Linked DNA regions of Homo sapiens: regions 2 and 3 are each linked to region 1. Evidence: chromatin contacts called from ENCODE Hi-C or POLR2A ChIA-PET data. All regions are on one chromosome and are shown on one strand. The core of a region is the stretch at or near the end of the contact, and the rest is flanking DNA. Distances in the headings are between cores, read along the strand shown.

Region 1 (3,254 bases), core at 376-2,875:
GTCGAGGGTGGGCGGATCACCTGAGGTCAGGAGTTCAAGACCACCCTGACCAACATGGTGAAACCCCGTCTCTACCAAAAATACAAAAAATTAGCCAGGCGTGGAGGCAGCCTACTGTAATCCCAGCTACTTGGGAGGCTGAGGCAGAACTGCTTGAACCTGGGAGGTGGAGGCTGCAGTGAGCTGAGATCGTGCCATTGCACTCCAGCCTGGGCAACAAGAGCGAAACTCTGTCTCAAACAAAACAAAACACAAAGAACCCAAAGTGTAACCCTACGTAGAAAAAAAAAATCACTTGGCTGTCCCTCTGGGTCCTATCTGAATAGAAAAGTACTGTCAGTGTACCCTGGGGATTTGGTCATTTATTTGGAAAATACTCTTGATGTATTATTATAATTCACAAATCACCTTCCCCGCCAAAATCTCATTTGGTAACAACTTCGTATAGTAGAAAAGGTATGCATTATCCCTATTTTACAGATGAAAACACTGAGAGTCAGAAATTAAATGATTTGCCCCGTTACACAGCTAGCGAGTGATGGGAGTAAGATGGCAAACCTAGGACCTCTGCTAATCTAGTGATTGTCCCAGGAGGCCACATGACGTTCGCCTGGAAGGGCTCTGGAGCGCAGGAACATTTTCGGTATCCTCTGAACGGGCTAAATGGAGGTCCTTCCAGTCTGGGCCCTGACAAACACTGGATGGAGTGTGGCAACGGTCAGGAAAATATGATTCACCAACATCCATCTCCGATGCCTAATCATGTTGTTAACAAACAGTTCTGCTATTAAGGGTGAGGTGACGAGAGAACATGTGCCTGGGTTTAGGTATTAATGGCACTGAACCTTCTCAAGAATTTAATAAATGAAACAACTAGGGCTCAAGGGTGAAGTGACTTCCTGAGCAAAGGGAATTTACCGAGTTTCCTCTCATAAAACCTGAGCTGATTTCGTCATTCCCACATTTCAACAATAGTATGATGGCAGGGCGCGGTGGCTCACACCTGTAATCCCAGCACTTTCGGAGACCAAGGTGGGCGGATCACGAGGTCAGGAGACCAGCCTGACCAACATGGTGAAACCCTGTCTCTACTAAAAATACAAAAATTAGTCGGGCGCGGTGGCAGGTGCCTGTAATCTCAGCTACTCAGGAGGCTGAGGCAGGAGAATTGCTTGAACCCGGGAGGCAGAGGTTGCAGTGAGCTGAGATCGCACCACTGCACTCCAGCCTGGGCGACAGAGTGAGACTCTGTCTCAAGAAAAAAAGAAAGAAAACATGGATCTTACTCCCCTGTCTAGCTCTGACCAACTGCATTAAGCTGGGCGAGAAATTCTCCCTGTCTGGGCTCAGCTTCCTTATCCATAAAATGATGGGGTTAGCCTATATCACCATAGCCCCCTTCAACTTCAAATCATCAATGTTTCATGTATTCCATGAAATTAGCTAATGTGGCCCTCCTGCTGGAAACGTAAAGCATGGAGTTGCCTAACAGACTGCGCAAAACAAAAGTAAAGAATGAAAAGAAACGAGAGCAGGAGAGTCACTTCAACTTGAAACTCACTTTGGTCATAAGAATAGCAAAGTAATGAGTTCAGACAGTTTGGGAGGAATAGAAAGTAGAAACTGCAAAACAGGAAATCCATTCTTGGCTGGCTGTCAAAAAGCCATGAGCTGGTGAAAATTTAGGTTCATTTTAATTTTTAATTTCTTAAAAGTAATAAAGCTCTCAAATTAGTGTATCGAGATGCCTGCTACTGAAATACAAAATTACTGTCTCCTGCCCCTGGCTTTTTAATCACTCTTGACTTCTTTAGTCCTATGTCTGAGGCTGTGATGGTTCCATCTCAGGAGCATTTGCTGCCTTGTTCTGCAGCTGGCAGGTAACCTTGAACTGCTCACCATGGTACCATCTTTAAGGACAATGCTCCAACACAACCTTATATTACAGTTCTATGTATACTAACCTTATCTCTCCAAATAGCTTGTGAACTTGCAGGGACTCCAAATTTACACATCTTTGATCCCTCCAGTGCCTTGGCTGCAGTAGGCACTCAAATAGTTACTGAACGATTAAGAAACGCACTTACCAGTCTTTTCAGGCATCTCAAGCTACATGGCAGGGTTTATATACTCAACCTAAGTTTAGACTACAAAATCATTTTTTAAAAAGGCATTATGTAGCGATAGAAAAGCTTATAAAAATGAACTTTACAAACACCGAGCCCAGATTTCCATAGAAAGGAGGAAAATATTTATTCCAAAAGATGGCAGAAAGAAGAAATTCATCCTGAAAGTATAGTTTGGTGCGATTCTGTTGAGATGGCTCTTCCCTCTGAACGTGCTCTCCTACTGACCACCCCACTGGAGTCTTGTTTGTCTTGCAGCAGTTTCTAAACACTTCACTGATTCCCACGTGAGAAGGCAGGAGCCATCTTCAAATCCACAGATTCCAAGGAGAGAGTAACGTATCTCTCAGAAGAACAGCATCTTCTATCTCAGAAGAGTACATAATCGTTTTGTGGAGTCGGCACAGTTCAGGTTATGGAGGCACGTAATTCACCAAAGTGCAAAAAAGGCAAAGGAAAACACGCTGCATTGTAGAATAAGGCATTCAAATGTGCTGTTAACGTTTAAGGCAGCTAATGGCCAAAACAGGCAAGTCAAGAAAAGTGGTCTGGTTTGGAGGTGATTTTGCATCTAGAAGGCATTCTCTTCTCGTGACCTGCAAAACAAAACCATTCTGGTAACTGGTCCTCATACATTCCTCAGGAAGGCAAAAAGTTAACATCGAGAAAGTTAACCAAGCCAACACTTTAAAATGCACAGATGCTCAACAAAATATGAAACACAGGATAATCAACTTGGTGCAAGTTTGGCCAGGTTTTGCAGGGCTGTGGCAAAAGGTCCAGTAACCAAGGACACTGCTGAAATGAGGAGCACAAGTAACACTCTATGTTACAGAAAGCAGGAAGAATGAAGCTGACTGAGATTGATTGTGCTGGAATCTAATGAATTCACCGCAGTTTCAAGAGTCTGTATTTTTCCCTTCCCTCTTATAGCATGGAGGGGAGGTTCCGCAGGCATGGCGAACTCTGCTCTGGGGCCAGGCTCCTGGGGAGCGGGCTCCTTGCATTGGTCTTGTACTGGAGGCTGCCCTGTAGCTTGCTCCCCGTTCTGGCTATCTCGAGTGTAGGTGACAAATGACACTTTTCTTTTTCTAGCAGCTTAAATTCAACACCATCTTTTTTTTTGTT
Region 2 (3,254 bases), core at 439-2,938, 230 kb after region 1:
CCTAACAACTTGGGGTTTGGGGGCTGGGCTCAATGGTTTAAGCCTGTAATCCCAGCACCTCGGGAGGCTGAGTGGGAGGATTGCTTCAGCCCAGGAGTTTGAGATCAGCCTGGGCATCATACGGAGACCCCATCTCTACAGAAAAATAAAATCTTGGCTGGTGTGGTGGCACACACCTGTGGTCCCAGCTATTCGGGAAGCTGAGGCAAGAGGATTGCTTGAGCTTGGGAGGTTGAGGCTGCAGTGAGCCATTATATCGCTACTGCATTCCAGCCTGGACAACACAGCGATACCCCATCTGGGAAAAGAAAAGAAAACAAAACAAAACAAAAATCAAATAAAAAAAGAATTTAGGGGCTGGGCGTGGTGGCTGAGGCAGGAGAATGGCATGAACCCGGGGGGCGGAGCTTGCAGTGAGCAGAGATCGCGCCACTGCACTCCAGCCTGGGCGACAGAGTAAGACTCCGTCTCAAAAAAAAAAAAAAAAAAAAAAAAGATAAAAAAGAATTTAGGGTTTTGGGCCTGACAGGCCTTTTAAGATGTCTTTTCAGAGTTTTGCATTTCTGACAACTGGATGGCCCTACCTGGACCCTTGACTCTCCACTCAACCAGTCCTGAGGCCTCCACCCAGAAGTGGACTCAGTACATGAGGACCATTTTCCTCACCCCTACGATTGCATCCCCACCCAGTCAGCAGCACCCATACCCTAGCCCCCTAAACTATCTTCAAAAAACCCTAGCCTCCAAATTTTCTGGGAGGCTGATGTGCACAATAATGAAACTCCGGTTTCCTGTTCAGCAGGCTCTGCGTGTATAAACTCTGTCTCTATTTCCATTCCCCTGGGCAGCAGACGAGATGAACCCACTGGGCGGTTACATACCTATCACTGACCAAACTCCTCTTCTGTGTCTTACACATGTTGGTGGTTCGATATACAAAATTGTTGGGTAGAAATTGTTCAATCATTCATTCTCTCTCTTTTTTTTTTTTTTTTTAAAGAGACAGGGTCTTGCTCTGTCATTCAGGCTGGAGTGCAGTGGTGTGATCACACAGCTCACTGTAACATCGGACGCCTGGGCTCAAGCAATCGAGCCACCCCAGCCTCCCAAGTAGCTGTGACTATGGGTGGGAACAAACATACCCAGCTAATTTGTGGGTTTTTTTCATAGACATGGGATCTTGCTACGTTGCCCGGGCTGGTCCTGGACTCCTGGGCTCAAGCGATCCCCCCACCTCAGCCTCCCAAAGCATTGGACATTCTTCCATTTTATAGATGAGGACCCTGAGGTTCAGAGAGCTAAAGTAACTCATCAGAGACCCCACAACTAGAAAGTACAGATGCAAGATTTAAATCCAAGTCTCTTGCTCCCAGGCTGGCTTTCTTTTCAGCGGTACCCCAGCTTTCTCACCAAGGGACAAAACCTCAGTTTAAAAAGAAAATAACCCCAGGAAAGGTAACACACTGATTTGAGCTCTTTTACACGTCATCTGTGGAGGTGAGTAAGAGGGTCTGAAAGGGGGCAGGGAAAGGATAAAGGTTAAAAGAGCGGCCGGAGGTAAAACAGAAAGTGTGCGGGCTGACACTTTTCACCCAAGGCTGAGATCTGGGCTGGGGGCTGGGCTAAACGTGGGGGCAGGCAGTGGTGACGCAGCTAATGGGAGGGGCAGGGCGGGTCGGTGGTGAGGTCAGGGCTGAGCATGACAGAAGCCGGGGATGGAGGAAGTGATTATGACCAGGAAGTAAGCCTGCTGAAACCACCCTTGGAGGGCTGGCAGAATATTCCTGGCATCAATTGACGTTTAAAAAATAGTAATAACTGCATCTTAAAAATCTCTGTGCCATTCACGTGGTTATTATTATTCCTGTTTTACAGAGAAGGAGACTGAGGCTCAAGACAGCCGAGGGGACTTGCTCAGGGCACCCGGCTAAGACTTGACAAAATCCAGAATGTGCTACCGGTCTTCGTGGCTCCTCAGGCCTCCCCTTCACTGTGCTTCACTGTGTAGTCATCTCGCTTCCTCCAAATGTGGCCGCACAATTTGGAGACCACACAAAGATCATCAGGGTTCTGCTTGATAGAAAATACAGAATACAGGCCGGGCGCGGTGGCTCACGCCCGTAATCCCAGCACTTTGGGAGGCCGAGGCGGGCGGATCACGAGGTCAGGAGATCGAGACCATCCTGGCTAACACGGTGAAACCCCGTGTCTACTAAAAATACAAAAAATTAGCTGGGCGTGGTGGCGGGCGCCTGTAGTCCCAGCTACTCGGGAGGCTGAGGCAGGAGAATGGTGTGAACCCAGCAGGCAGAGCTTGCAGTGAGCCGAGATCACGCCACTGCACTCCAGCCTGGGTGACAGAGCAAGACTCCATCTCAAAAAAAAAAAAAAAAAAAAAAAAAAAAAAAAGAAAGAAAAGAAAATACAGAATACAGAAGAGGTGATGAAAGGATAAAGATGCTGGTAATCTTATCATTGGGTGGATGCAGTATTAACCTCCCCTCTGTTCTGCCACTCCACACCCCATGCTCTGGGCACCCAGGACATAATTCCCTGCTAAAATATCCCCAAATCTATTTCCAGGGCCTACCTAGGCCTCTTTCCACATCTGATCTAACAAGAGTAGACCTAGGGCTGAGGGATGACCAAAGGGCAGCTTTAGGGGTGAGAGTGCGGGCAAGACAAGTTCAGGCTGGGCTGTCCACACAGCTTCCCAGAGGCTGGATCAGGGGCAGGAAGGGAAGGGGTAGGCAGGGATCGAGGACCTCCTTTTGCTCTCTTTCCCTGTGTCCCAAACTGGGAGTGACAGGTCTGGGTGGGGGTATGATTACTGTCTCTCTAAAACCGACATACCTCCAAGGAAGAAATTGTTCAAAAGGGTGGCAAGTGGTAAGCTAAAGCCCCTGAGCCTTCCCCAAGGTAACACCTGTAGAGAGTTTTTTGTGAGTCTGAGCAGGCCCCCAGGGAAGTCCTGGAGGACCGTAGCATCCCAGTTTGGCCCTCAGCCCACTGTTTGTTTTGCCCAGTTCTCAGTCTCTCAGCTTTGGAAATGTTAGGAAGAGAAAGGAGAAGCAAGGCGGCCAGAGTGCTGCGGAGCTGGGAGGGGCGTTTGACAGACAGCGCAGGGTGGGGCGTCAGGGATGCCGTGGACAGAGGAGCTTGGGGAAAAGAGAAGGGGCACTTAAGCGAAGTTTTCAGAAGCCTTGATGGGCCTTGTGTGGTGCAACACCCTCCTCCATCTCTAAAGGAAAACA
Region 3 (3,254 bases), core at 503-3,002, 200 kb after region 1:
CGGTGGCACGAATCCCTATGGTTGGCCTGGGTAAGGGGAGGCTTTGTGGAACCAGAAATTGATGTGCCGACCACAGCTCTTATGGCCCAGACTTAACTGATGCTATTAGGACTGACCTTGAATTCCACCAGAGGGGCTGTCCTTGTTCAAAACTGCCTAGGTCTGCTAGCCTCAGGGCTGCCCGGCAGGGGCAAGAAGCCGGCAAACATTTGCTAGCTGGTATCAGGGACCCGGACAGGCTGGAAAACCATGTCAACCAATCAAGAGGTCCAAGACCAGTGTCCTCTTTGGGCCTAAACCCCAATATATCCCATGCTATGGGGGTCATGGCAGGCTAAGGGCCTTTCTCTCTGGGTAGACTGTCACTTTACACTGCCTTCACATGCAAGAAGAGGGGAAGAAATACCTCCTGTGGCACAGGCATCTGAATCACTATTTTGTGGATGTGGAAAACCCCTCCTGGAGAACACCCCCCATCCACTAATGCCCTATTTCTGAGCTCTAAATCATGCCAGACTCTGCTAAGGGTGTTTCACGCACTCAGTCGTCACAAGCGGAGACCTTATTTTTAGCCCCAATTTGCAGGTGGTGAAACTGAGGGCGCTCGGAGACTTGCTGAGGTCAGCCAGCCGAGCGGCGACAGGGAGTTCTGAACCCAGAGCCTTTGCCCCTAACTTCTAGAATATACCGAGCTGTTCAGTAGAAAGGGCAGAGCCAGGATTCTAATCCAGCTCCTCCCTGCATTAAAGCCCTGCTCTTTTCCCAGCCAGACACCAAGTGTGGCTGCCTCAGGCCAGGACATCCCCTGGGGCTCCACACCTCAAGGGAACCTCTGGTGGAGATCTCTTCCCCCGCAGGCTTCCAGAATGCCCCATGCAACCTAGACCATGAGGCAGCTGGACCCCACAAAGGACCCATTGTGGTGACTGCAGAAAGCCAAGGCCAGACCCCGGTGGCCCTTCTGCAGAGTCCTGCCCAAGGCGCCTCCTCCCCTTCCCATGGTGCCCCCATACCCAGCGGACAGGGCTGGGGCTGAGGGAGGGAGGGGCGGGGGCAGGCCTCCCGATCTGCCCGGCCTGGGGGAGCCTCAGGCTATAGAAACTTAAAACCCTCCAGCTGCCGGCAGGCTGCATGGGGCCCCAGGCCCCTCCGGACTCATTCCAGGTGCCCTGCCCCACCTGTCAGCTGAGGTGGGGTCCACCAAGGAGGCTCAGTAGAGGGAGGAGAGGGATGCTGGGGTGTTATGGGCTGTTCCCATCTGGGAGGAGGGAGGAAATGTTTCCTAGTGTGGGGGAGGGGAATGCAAGGTATCCGGGCAGGCTGGGGAGGGGGCTCGGCGGAGGGAAGGTGGGTGGATTTGTCTCCCGCTGCACGAGGGGGCCTCCGCGGCTCTGGCTGGCTTCGTGTGCGGCAGGGGGGGGGCTCGCCTGGGGTCCCTAGGGGCCTGCGGAGGCATGCACAGGGCGGGGAGCCGCTTTTGCATGCAGGGCGGGAGGGGTCCGCGGCGTGCCGGGGCGCTCCCTCTGCCCGCTGAGGGAACTCCCGACTGGCCGGGGTCGCCACACTCACCTCCTGAAGTCAAAGGGCATCGTGCCGCCGCCGGGGGTGGGAGCGCTGCAGGCCAGGCGGGCCGCGGCGCCGCGTGGGTCCGAGCCCGCTGCCAACGCCTCCTCCGGCCGCCCCGCCCCCGCCGGCCGCCCCCCTGACACTCGCCACTCGCCACTCGCCACTCGCCTCCCGCTGCCGGGAAGTGACGCTCCGCGCAGCCCATTGGGCGCCGCCCGCCCGGCCGCCCCTTCCGCCACCCGGTTAAAGGGGCCCGCGGGCAGGCAGGGAAGGGGCGGAGAGTCGAGGCTGTCGGAAGGGAAGGGAGTCCCCCAAAGACTCCAGTACTCATTCCTTCAAGCCTCCCACTTAGATTTCCTTCTCCATCTCTTTGGATGCCCTCGGACAAATTCTCTGCTTCTCCGAGCCCAGTTTTTTGCATTTGTAAACAGTTTCACTGAACTGTGATTGAGTTGGGGGCGGGGGGCGGGGTGATACAGACTTTGGCCGTGCACAGCGTCTAGCTCTGAGTGAGGGCCTAATACTGTGGGGGAAGGGAAGAGGTCGGCCATCCTAGGCTGTTAAGGTGGACTCACCTCTGCCCCTGCCGTGTCTCTCTGGGAAAGCCACTGGGCTTCTCAGAGCGCCCCCCCCCCGCCCCGCCCCTTTTGCATATCTGCACAAAGAGGACGATGACACCTACTTGAGGGGGTTTTCCTGGGGATCAGCTGAGAAACAGGAGACTGGCTTAGCACAGTGCCAGGCACCTGAAACTATTGAGGCTGGCAGTGGCTGTCCCTGCTTCCATCTGCCCCTGTCGTTCACTCCAGTGGGCATTCACAGAGCATCTGCTCTGAACCAGGTCCATCGAGAACATGCAGGGTTGTGGCAGAGGCAGATGGGACCTGCACTGTGACTTGGCCAACGTGGACTGTGCCGATTGTCTCCTTCTTAGAGCCTCAGTTTCCTCCTCAGGAATACAGAGCAGCTGCCTCCGTGACTGCTGGATTAGAGGAGATGGTAGTTGAGGTCACACAAGACCTGAGTAGGGGAAACTCACTCTGAACTTCCCCGAGGTTCTGTCACTGGCCCTTTCTCCAAGGTTGTGGTGGGACAGGGCTTCAAAAAACCCAGGGGAGAATGGTGAGGGCTCGGGTTCCAAAAGCAGAGTCAATGGACAGTTTCCCCCTGTGTAAATAGAGGGGAACAGCAGTGCTGGTTCCTCCGGGAGGATTCAGAAGGGACAACACTAGCACGGGGTCTGGGGTAGGGTGACGTGGTGAACCAAAGCCTTCCCCTAGAGCATATGCCGGGACCTGACCTCTGCGTTCCCTTTTCATTCATTCACTCATTCATTCATTCATTCATTCAGTGTCAGTGGTCTGACACTGTTGGGGGAGAAAAGGAAATCTCAGCCTGAACTGGAAACCTAGGGACAGCAGGGAGAGTTAAGGGATCTTGAGCAGCCACTGCTTCCAAACAGCCATTCGTTGGCCCTGTGTGGGAGGAAACATGCAATGATGGATCTTTGACCTCGAATCCTCCCTCCTCAAACTGTGGTCCACAGACCAGCCACATGGCCATCACAGGACAGACTCTTGTCCCCAGGCCAGACCTACTGAATCAAGTGTGCATTTGGGATGATATCCAAGGTCAGCAAATGCCTGGCACAGAGTAAATGCAAGACAGGGTTGACTATCATTGCTCTT

What was found. A loop is a pair of places that touch in the nucleus more often than their neighbours do. ChIA-PET counts read pairs that join two places held with the same protein, here RNA polymerase II (POLR2A). Pooled maps may share reads with other maps.
Region 2: a pooled map shows a loop between it and region 1 (6-fold over the local background). The contact joins two enhancer-like sites. A Hi-C loop is called at or near these places in 4 of 50 pooled maps. POLR2A ChIA-PET finds 5 or more read pairs at or near these places in 3 of 52 experiments (GM10248, OCI-LY7 and activated T-cell).
Region 3: a map with no recorded cell type shows a loop between it and region 1 (6-fold over the local background). The contact joins the promoter of ERGIC1 here to the enhancer-like site in region 1. A Hi-C loop is called at or near these places in 5 of 37 single-sample maps with no recorded cell type and 5 of 50 pooled maps.

Annotation. Positions count from the first base shown.
Region 1 is chr5:173,033,867-173,037,120 of GRCh38, reverse strand. It overlaps ATP6V0E1 (ATPase H+ transporting V0 subunit e1), which reads right to left. Exons shown (of 4, transcript NM_003945.4): 4 at 1,676-2,722. Among named protein-coding and RNA genes, the nearest start is that of SNORA74B, 15 kb to the right of the region's middle. RefSeq lists a silencer at 45-114. Within about 2 kb of position 1,625, at least 11 of the 41 ENCODE cell types and tissues checked have a DNase peak (open chromatin) inside an H3K27ac peak, as active enhancers do.
Region 2 is chr5:172,805,790-172,809,043 of GRCh38, reverse strand. No RefSeq gene overlaps it. Among named protein-coding and RNA genes, the nearest start is that of ERGIC1, 27 kb to the left of the region's middle. RefSeq lists enhancers at 932-2,131, 2,413-3,229. Within about 2 kb of position 1,688, at least 22 of the 41 ENCODE cell types and tissues checked have a DNase peak (open chromatin) inside an H3K27ac peak, as active enhancers do.
Region 3 is chr5:172,832,749-172,836,002 of GRCh38, reverse strand. ERGIC1 (endoplasmic reticulum-golgi intermediate compartment 1) reads right to left here and starts at 1,752. Exons shown (of 10, transcript NM_001031711.3): 1 at 1,570-1,752. The coding sequence starts at 1,589. RefSeq lists enhancers at 1-13, 310-519, 14-1,006 and silencers at 990-1,069, 1,080-1,129, 1,500-1,899.